Regions from separate parts of the Homo sapiens genome. Here region 2 is linked to region 1. A link is a contact called in ENCODE Hi-C or POLR2A ChIA-PET data. All regions are on one chromosome and are shown on one strand. Each heading gives the region's core, a stretch centred on a gene start or an enhancer-like site at or near the end of the contact. The rest is flanking DNA. Distances are from core to core; before and after follow the strand shown.

Region 1 (4,635 bases), core at 1,044-3,543:
ATTTTATTAATAGGGAGGAGAATGGAGCCTAGCTAGGTTGATTATACTTACCATCCTGTCAGCTAAATAATATTTCCTTATATTTGTATAGCAGTTTACAGCTTTCAAAGCTCTTATTTATTCTACAGCGTTCCTCTAAGACAGGCAGGGCATGTATAATTTTTCCTGTTTTACAATACAGCAGCTGAAGCTTAGAGAGATTAATTGACTTGTCTAAGGTCATATGGCTTTTAAGTGATTAACAGGTTCCACTTATAATTAAGATTCCTGGTGAACGTAGATTGACTCTCATTGTGGGAAAGAACAGAGAATAGAATCTGACTATAATTGCTCAGTCTTCAAGCTTTAGCCATTTTATAGTTTCTTGTGGTTGTGTCCATTCCAGTCATCTGAACATTGGCCTGAATGTTTTAGTTGTCTATTACATTGATGGCATTCATGCTCGTGTGAAGTCACTTTCCTTTCAGTTTGGGTTGGGCCTGTAGCTTGTTTTAACAAAGAGAATGCAAAGGGATTAAAGCTCTTCCAGGTCTGGGTGCAAAAAGGCCCGACAACTTATGCTTTTGTGTTTTCGAGAGAGAGGATCATCATGTAAGAATCTGACCGTTCTCCTAGAGAGACCCAGTGGAAAAGAGGCCACATGGAGAGGGAGAATTTCTGAGATTACATGGAGAGAGATGCTTAGCCATGCTAGTATCCTAGCTGATCTCATTTCTCACCTGCTGGCTGAAAGCAGTAGTATGAATGACCACCAGCAAGATGACTGTAAGAACTGCCTAGTTGAGCCCTGCTCAGATTGCAGAATTATGACCAAATAAAATGGTGGTTGTTGTGCCAGTAAGTTTTGGGGTGGTTTGTTACACAACAAAAGAAAAGCAAAAGAAACATGCGACAATATTCTTGAAAATAAAAGCCTTGCTAAAAGATGTTTACTTTTCTCGGCCTACCTTGACAGTTTTGGTCTTTCCTTGGCTTGCCAATACCAGCTAACAAAAGAGAAATAGTAATGAACAACTCTTTTCTCTTCCAGAAGCCCGCGATTTTGGCCTATACTTGGGTGAATCTGAGGTAAACTCAATCTCTGTTCTGAGTCTCTTCAGAGAAATCTCAAGAGATAGGGTTGCCTCCTAAGTCAAGTATCTGATTCTTCTTTTCTGTCGATTTCCCACTTCCAGTTTTCTGTGGTTTTAAAAAAATTTCTTACTATCAGAGTATAGTTGGTTTTGGCCTCAGTCAGCCAAGTAAGACAAGATGGACTAGGCTTTCCTCCTCACTTTTACTTGTTTCTGTTGTCCCCAAAAGATTTGAGAGGCCGTTTAGGACTGAGAGTGGCTCTGAGACCAGTAATCACCTTTGTTTTTGATGATTCACATATTAGTTAACAGGAAAGATGTGATAAATTGTTTATGCAGTTTATTTTTTCCTGTCTCACAGATCTGTTTCACTCTCATTTAAGTACTGAAATACAGATTTTTTTCATAAGTTTCTATTAGAGATAAGAATCAGTGATCTAAAAATTTTAAGTATATTTTTAAAAAATCAAACTAAGTGAGGGTTTGTTTTTTTTGGTTAAGATCTTTTTGTCCTGAAAATTATAAATTCAGAATATTACAGAACTTGATCAACTTCCAGAATGGTGGAGTGAGGGCCTCAGTGAATTTGTGCTGCCTATACAACAACAAAAATATGGGTAAAATAATGAAAATCAGCCATTTTAGAATTCTGGCAATTAAGCAGGAGTATGAATTGAAAATCATCTGTCCAAGAGAAAACTAGTGAATCTTGGGAAGACCAGTGGGGTCTGCGATATTTTAACTTGGGGTTATTCTCATCTCTCTCTCCAGCTTAGTGGTGTAGCTAAAAGCTGGCAGTATTGCAGACAATGGAGAGAGCTGACCACTTCTGGAGCCCCATTGAAGGCACTATCCCCAGAGCACAGTTAATATTTTGTCCCAACTTGCAGCTCCCTGGGAAAACTCTTTTCAGAGAGAGTGGCTGGATATTTGATTTGACTCTGAACTCAGCTCAGTTGGGGGAAGAAAAAGCTTACCCCCAGGGCATTACTGAAACAATAGCAAACTGTTGGCAAAATGTCAATTGCCTAAGGCTGTGATTTCAGTTGAGGCAAAGGAAGAATCTGGCCAGGAATTTAAAAGGAAAGTCTGGAGAACTAGCCAACTATAGGGAACTTTGGAAAGCTCTGGCATATTCCTGGGTATTTAAAAGGCTGTACAATGTGCAAGTCTGTACACATGCCCGGAAATGACCTGGGAAAGGAGAATGTCACCTCTGACTGATCTTGAGGCACTGTGTAAGCAGGAAGTGAAAATCAGTGCTATTTGTAAGCTTCCTGAAGTTTGAAGGTATGACTTCTCATGAAGATTTCTTTGGCAAAAGGTAGAAGACATATAGGCAAAGCATTTAAGGAAATCTTTTAAATGATCATTGGTTGACTACTACATTTTACTGGTCCAGGTATGACTTCTTGGAAGCCAGGCTTACAAATAAAAACAAGATCCTAAAAAAAAAAAAAAAAAAAGTTCTAGCAGAGAACTCGGTGGCCACACACTACGGGGAATACAGGATCTGTAAAATTCGTTCATGAAAGTACTAAAGAATCAGCATCAAGAAAAACAACACACTGATGATTAAAAAATTTAGGGGAATAATGTGGAGCAATCTGATATGAGATTTGTTAAAATATATTACCTAAAATGTTCAGTTTTAACAAAAATTGAGAAATGCAAAGAAACAGGAAATAAAACACACAGAGACAAATAATAAAAAACGAACAAAAAAAGTCCCTGTGGGAGCCTAGATTTTAGACTTTGTAGTCTTTAAGTTAGCTATTACAAATACATTCAAAGAACTAAATGAAACCATGTCTAAAGAATTAAAGGGAAGCATCAGAATGGTGTTTCACCAGAGAAAGAGTATCAATAAAGATAGAAATTATTAAAAAACAAGGAAGTTCTGGAGCTTAAAAGTATAATAACTGAAATGAAAAATTCACTAGAGGAGCTCAACAACAGATATAAATTGGCAAATGAAGGAATCTTTTAACTCGAAGTTAGGTCAATAGAGATTGTTCAATGTGAGGATCAGAAAGAAAAATGAACAGAGTCTCAAAAGACTTATGTGACTCCATTAAATGTTGTGCCAACATGGACATTATAGGATTCCCAGAAGATGAGAATGAGGCAGAAAGAATATTTAAAAAAAAATGGCAGAAAACTTTCCAAACTTGCTGAAAAATATTACTCTGTGCTACACATCCAAGAAGCTCACTGTAATCCAAGTTGAATAAGCCCAAAGTGATCCATACCTAGACCCATCATAGTTGAATTTAAAGAAAAATCTTGAAAGTAGCAGGAGAAAAATGACTTGTTACAAGGAATCCTCAATAGGCTTAATAGCTGACTTACGAGAAACCCTGGAGGCTAGAAGACATTTTCAACATTGAAAGTAAAAGACTGTCAACCAGTAATTCTCTATTTAGCTAAACTTTTCTTCAAAACTGAAAGTGAAATTAAGACGTTTCCAAATAGATAAAAACTGAAAGGATTCTCACGAACTCTAAGAAATGTTAAAGGGAGTCTTTCAGGTTGAAATGAAAGGACACTTAATGGTAAATTTTAATCCGTGTGAAGAAATAAAGAGGAATGGTTAAAGGTAACTACAGGCATTATGAAAGACATGTACAAATAGATTGAATAATAGATTGAAGTTTTTGTTAGGGATAGGCTCTAAATCCATGTCTTTTGTATAGTATAAATTGTGATTCTGTATTGGAATTATACTTTGCTGTCTGGAGAAGTGTTTATAAAAGTAATGAAAATTTTGGTTTCAGGTAAAACAAAAATTAGAACAAAAATTATACTGAAAATAATTATTACATAAATTTTGAATGATAACTATGAGCTAGTGACATATATGTATTACATCATTTTCTCATTACAATATCTCACTAGGGTGTGTTATCTAGATTTTATAGATGGGGAAAATTGAATTAAGAAAGAAAGTGACTTGCCCAAGGTCATTTAAGTAGTAAGTGGTGGAGCTAGGATTTGAGCTGTGGTCTGTTTAACACTAAAGCCCAAGCTTTTAAATACTGCTTTACACCTTAATATCCGGTGCTTTAATATTCTTGGCCTTCTTTCAAAAACTTCCCTCTTCCTGTCAATTCCAATAAATGCGTTTTTGTTTGTAACATTTTTTTCTCCAGTTATTTAAAACACAACTGAATAAAGCAATTCTTATAAAGTTGTATTGATGGGCTTATGATACATAAAAGATGGATTCCTTCATAGTTTTACAGATATGGTTCTCTTCTGGAATTTATAATACAACATGAATGCATCACTACCTTATAAGGCAGAGATAAGGTGCTGTTTGTCTGTGCCTCTAGTTTCTAAAATTGACTTGGTTTAATGGCATCATCTTAATGGTGATTGCTGTCACTGAGCTACTTCATCTCTTCCCCTGTTTTCAAGCAGTCCATAAATACTAAACTTTGCATCAATGCTGATAAACTAGCTACCTTCCAGTGCCCTATATTTGATGATCCTCTCTTGGCACTTAATAAGTTCAGCTTATAGATGATGTTTATGATTATATTCTGTGGGCAGCAAGCCA
Region 2 (4,635 bases), core at 1,031-3,530, 2.9 Mb before region 1:
ATAACACTCATTGCCATAGCTACTTGTCAGCGCATAAGAAAGTGAACACACAGCTGGTACCAATGACCTTCCTTTTCTGTTTCCAAGTTAATGGCTGGCACCAAAGGTCTATTCCTCTACCCTACTGGTTTATCACTGGGCTGAAGAAACCCAAGTAGTGAATTACCCACTAGGACCCTGGAAGAGGAAGTACAACGGTTATCCTCAGTTTTCCCTGGAATCTGGAATGAGCTTCCTAGTTTACTGAAAGTCTACTTTGTTGCCTTGAATTTAACCCAATCCCATATGTGATAATTATTTTAGCATATTTGATAATAAAGATTTTAGGAGTGTTGCCCAAGAACATCCTTCATTTCTATCTCTGGTGCTGAAATCACCAGTGTCCTAGGAATTCATGTACTATTTGTCCCCAGCTAGAAAATAAAATGCATCAAACGATTACATGCTTTTTCACTTGTGATCAAAAGGAAACGGTATCAGCCACTTGAGGCACAGCAAAGCAAATCTATGTAGTATTTAACAAGTGTACAATTATTTCAAAAGCAAAGCTTACAACTAAATACCTGTTTTTACAAGTCAAACACTAAGAAGTCAGTACAAAACTGGCTGCAAACACAAATCAAAGGTGCTATAACATTATTTTAAAGAGAGAAGGAAAGGGGAAAAAAAAGCTCTCTCCTTCCCAAAGTGTAATTTGTTACTATGAAATTTCTGGACAGTCTTCGAAGACTAAGCCTGTGAAGGGGAGGAAAATATTCCTTTTAAGTAGTTTGCAACTGTAGGCTACTTCTACCAAATCAAAGAGCTACACTTATTTAAAACCACAGGATTGGAGCCAAACTGTGGTCTATCAACTCAGGATGCCAACTTTTTAGTGTATTAACAACAACATGAAGACAAAGAAAAATACGATGGGTCTGAGTGGCTAGGGATATAGATTGTAAGAGACTTGTGGAATAGGAAAAAAACTTAGACTGGCCAGACCATAAAAATACCAGAGATGCCCACAGACAGCCTTCAAGTATGCACCGCTGGCTATGCTGCAGTGCTATGCTTAAAGCGTGAACGACATGAGTATTAGAAGGCGAGAAGTAAGAAAAGCAAACAGTCTTACACTCCTTTTCACTTCGGGAATAAAACTCTTGGCTTATATAGGGCATTCGTAAACCCGGCCCCCGGTTAAACCGACAGTTTCTTCATGCCCAGGTCTCTAACCTCCCTCGAGACATTCCAAACCTAGGAAAGGCGGCGAGGGAGAGGGACCAGAAGTTCTGGAAACCCTTCGAATCTTCAGTTTGCGCGAATCCTACCACAGTCAGGAAGCAGAGTTAGGGTTCTTATTCTTGAGAGCTCAATGCCCGAGTTTCCCCTGTTTGAGAGCCGAAGACGCGGAAGAGCCGCGGAAGCCAGGCGAACGCTCAGCCGGGTTAGCCAGCTCTCCGGGTCTCCCGCGCGGTGGCATGGCCGCCAGAGCCCTCTGCCCTCCCCGCCCTCTGGGGGCCCCAGGCCCCGCCGAGCGCGGGAAGCGAGGGACCTGGGCACCCAGTGCCTACGGCCGCTGTCCTACCAAATACAAACGGCGAGATATTTGCGCTCCGGACGCCCTCACTTCTGACCCCGCGCGGCGCACCTCCAGTTGGGGCTGGCAGGGACCCACTCCCCACCATTCGGCGGGACTGGGCCCCGCACCCCGCGCCTCGCGGGGGCTGCCCACCCGCAGCGGAGCCAGGTGAGCCCTGCGCGCGCGGCGCACAGAGCCCTCGGACCGGTGCGTCCAGAGGAGCCCAGCTGTTCCGGCCCCCAGCCTCGCTAGGGGCGCGGCGGGCGCGCCTCACCTGCTTGCCCCGGTAGAAGAGGCGCTGGCATTCGGGCCGCACGTCGAACAGCGCCCACACCCGCTCGCGCAGCTCCTCAATCGTGGCTTTGCGAGACACGTCCTCAATGGTGCACGTCTTGGAGCCATCAATGGTGCGAACCTGTATCCACATCTTGGCGCCTAGAGAGGAACCGGTCCCCTTTGTCTCCCCCTGAGCTCTGGGCGCCGCGCCCCGCCCGGCCCGCGCCGCTTTCCCTGCGGCTCGGGCCCTCAGCGGCAGGCGGGCGAGCGCGCCCACCGGACCGACCGGACGCCGGGCCCGACAGGCGGCGACGACTCTCAGCGCGCGCGCCCGACTAGCCGACTTGAGGAGAGACGACCGGAACCACTCTGAGGCGCTGCCGCAGACACCGCCTCAAAGATAGGAAGAGGCCATGTCTGCGCCGCGCAGAGTGTTTACTTATAGAGCTGGAGCTCCCACATGGAGGTCACGGCGCCAAGCCGGATCTCGCGAGATCCACGCCGGGCTCCGCCTTAAAGAGGAAGCGGCCCGGGAGAGGGTTACAGACCCGAGGGAACGAAAATGGGCAGGCGCGGAGAGGGCGGGTCGGAGGGGCGGGGCTACCAAAAGCCGTTACTTGCCCCACCGCCTGCACCTGGCCACTGGGCACGCCCTCTAGCCTTTGGGTTTCGGAAGATTGCGCGGCTACCACATCGGTTGCCGTTTTGAGGCCTCGTTTCAGAGCTGAGGGGGCGGGTGCCTCCTCAGGCTTAGCGGATATGGTTCTTTGGTCTCAAAAACACACCAAAAATAAGAAACCCTGGCGTGCACTTGTATAATCCTGGAAAGGGGGCGCGGGTGGGTGCGGCCTAAACTTCCGAGAAAGAACTGAAGGAAATGTGTGCGCTCCACCGCGCTCAACAGGAAAGCTCCCGCCACGCGGCCTGGCGGGTCGGGTCGCCCGGGAAAGGCCCCGGGGGCCCTCCTGCTTCGCGAACACGTTTCCCGCCTGGCCGCAATGCTACTTTCGCGCGGAAACCCACTTCCGAGGGTTTCCCGTCGCCTGGCGGAGGCGGCAGCTCCAGGCCTATCCTCAGGCCGCGGGTCCCGCTGGGATCGCCCTCTCTGGCTTGCAGCGCTCCCAGCCGGCCCTCCGGCCTTGGAGAAGTCGGGGCAGCTGCCCGAAAGGCCGCTCTCTAACTCCGGACATTTCCGTTCGTAGACTTTCCGCGTTAGGGGTGCCTTTGGCCTAAGGGATTGCGGGTTTGCGGGAAACAGTTTTAAATAATGCAGAGCTACGCGCCTCCGAAGAAAGAACTCCAAAGACCCTACTAGGATTAAACCCTCAGAAGTGGGCCCAACGCAGCACTACCTAACAGGGCTTCCCCCACCCCCCACCCCGCCTTCTTAATCCTTCCCTGCTACAGCTGGGGAGTCGGGGTGGGGGTGAGTGGGTTTATTTTATTTTATTTATTATGTATGTATGTATGTATGTATGTATGTATTTAGAGACGGAATCTCTCTCTGTCGCCCAGGCTGGAGTGCAGTGGCGCGATCTCGGCTCACTGCAAGCTCCGCCTCCCGGGTTCACGCCATTCTCCTGCCTCAGCCTCCCTGGGGTAGCTGGGACTACAGGCGCCCGCCACCGCGCCCGGCTAATAGTCTCGATCTCCTGACCTCGTGATCCACCCGCCTCGGCCTTCCAAAGTGCTGGGATTACAGGCGTGAGCCACCGCGCCCGGCCAAGTGGGTTTATTTTAAATGAAAATATGTCTTCTCAAGAAGGGAGAGAGGATATAAACGTAAACAAAACAAGACAACTTGGACTTCACATTTGCCAAAATCGGTAACTTAAATATTCACATAGGTGCTAATTATTCCCATAAAGGTACAGTACCATTTTTTTGTAATAAACTAATAAACAGCTAAAATAATTACAAGCACAGACAAATCCAGTAGTATATCATGAAAAAGAAGAGAAAGGCCGGGCGCAGTGGCTCAGGCCTGTAATCTCAGCGCTTTGGGAGGCCGAGGTGGGCGGATCACTTGAGGTCAGGAGTTCCAGACCAGCCTGGCCAACATGGTGAAACCCCATCTCTACTAAAAATATTAAAAAACTAGCTGAGCATGGTGGCAGTTGCCTGTAGTCCCAGCTACTCGGGAGGCTGAGGCAGGAGAATTGCTTGAACCCGGGAGGCGGAGGCTGCAGTGAGCTGAGATCACGCCACTGCACTACAGCCTGGGCGATAGAGTGAGACTCCATCTCAAAAAAAAAGAGAAAAAAAAGATGGCCCAACACAGAAGAGACAGAAAAAATTAACTGCACATACATATTTTGGGTTTCTGCCCCTGTGAAAATTTCAGTCACCTAGAACCTCTAAATATAATTCACTTGTCTACCCCTATTTTAATTAAAGCAAATATTGAGTATTTATTACATATGTAAATGAGATGATATTTAGGTTGGTGCAAAAGTCATTGGGGTTTTGCCATTTCTTTCGGTGGCAAAAACCACAATTACATTTGCACCAACCAAATCTACCTAAAGCACACTTACTACCTACCTCAATAAGGCGAAACTATTTATTATAAGGTTATGCTATTTACTATTATAACGTTATACTATGGCTTTGTGGAGTTACGTTAGGATTTTTTTTTTAGTTACCTCTCACAAAACAAATTACAATCTAGTTGAGATAAGATTTAACAAAAATAAAATATTAAAGAATAACTTAGTACTAAACACTGATGTTGGCGCAAACCATGATTACAGATGAGAGGAGAACTAGAATGATTAAGAAAAGGGGAACTAGAATGA

The links. Hi-C counts contacts between places; a loop is a spot of excess contacts on that map. ChIA-PET counts read pairs that join two places held with the same protein, here RNA polymerase II (POLR2A). Pooled maps may share reads with other maps.
Region 2: a pooled map shows a loop between it and region 1 (8-fold over the local background). The contact joins the promoter of UHRF2 here to the enhancer-like site in region 1. A Hi-C loop is called at or near these places in 1 of 37 single-sample maps with no recorded cell type and 5 of 50 pooled maps. POLR2A ChIA-PET finds 5 or more read pairs at or near these places in 1 of 52 experiments (B cell).

The regions. Positions count from the first base shown.
Region 1 is chr9:3,476,314-3,480,948 of GRCh38, reverse strand. All of the region lies in intron 1 of RFX3 (regulatory factor X3), which reads left to right. Among named protein-coding and RNA genes, the nearest start is that of RFX3, 47 kb to the left of the region's middle. RefSeq lists enhancers at 2,407-2,456, 1,479-2,678. Within about 2 kb of position 2,293, at least 7 of the 41 ENCODE cell types and tissues checked have a DNase peak (open chromatin) inside an H3K27ac peak, as active enhancers do; they include B cell, where a contact is called at or near this core.
Region 2 is chr9:6,410,844-6,415,478 of GRCh38, reverse strand. UHRF2 (ubiquitin like with PHD and ring finger domains 2) reads right to left here and starts at 2,280. Exons shown (of 16, transcript NM_152896.3): 1 at 1,836-2,280. The coding sequence starts at 1,988. RefSeq lists silencers at 1,463-1,892, 1,963-2,142, 2,423-2,562.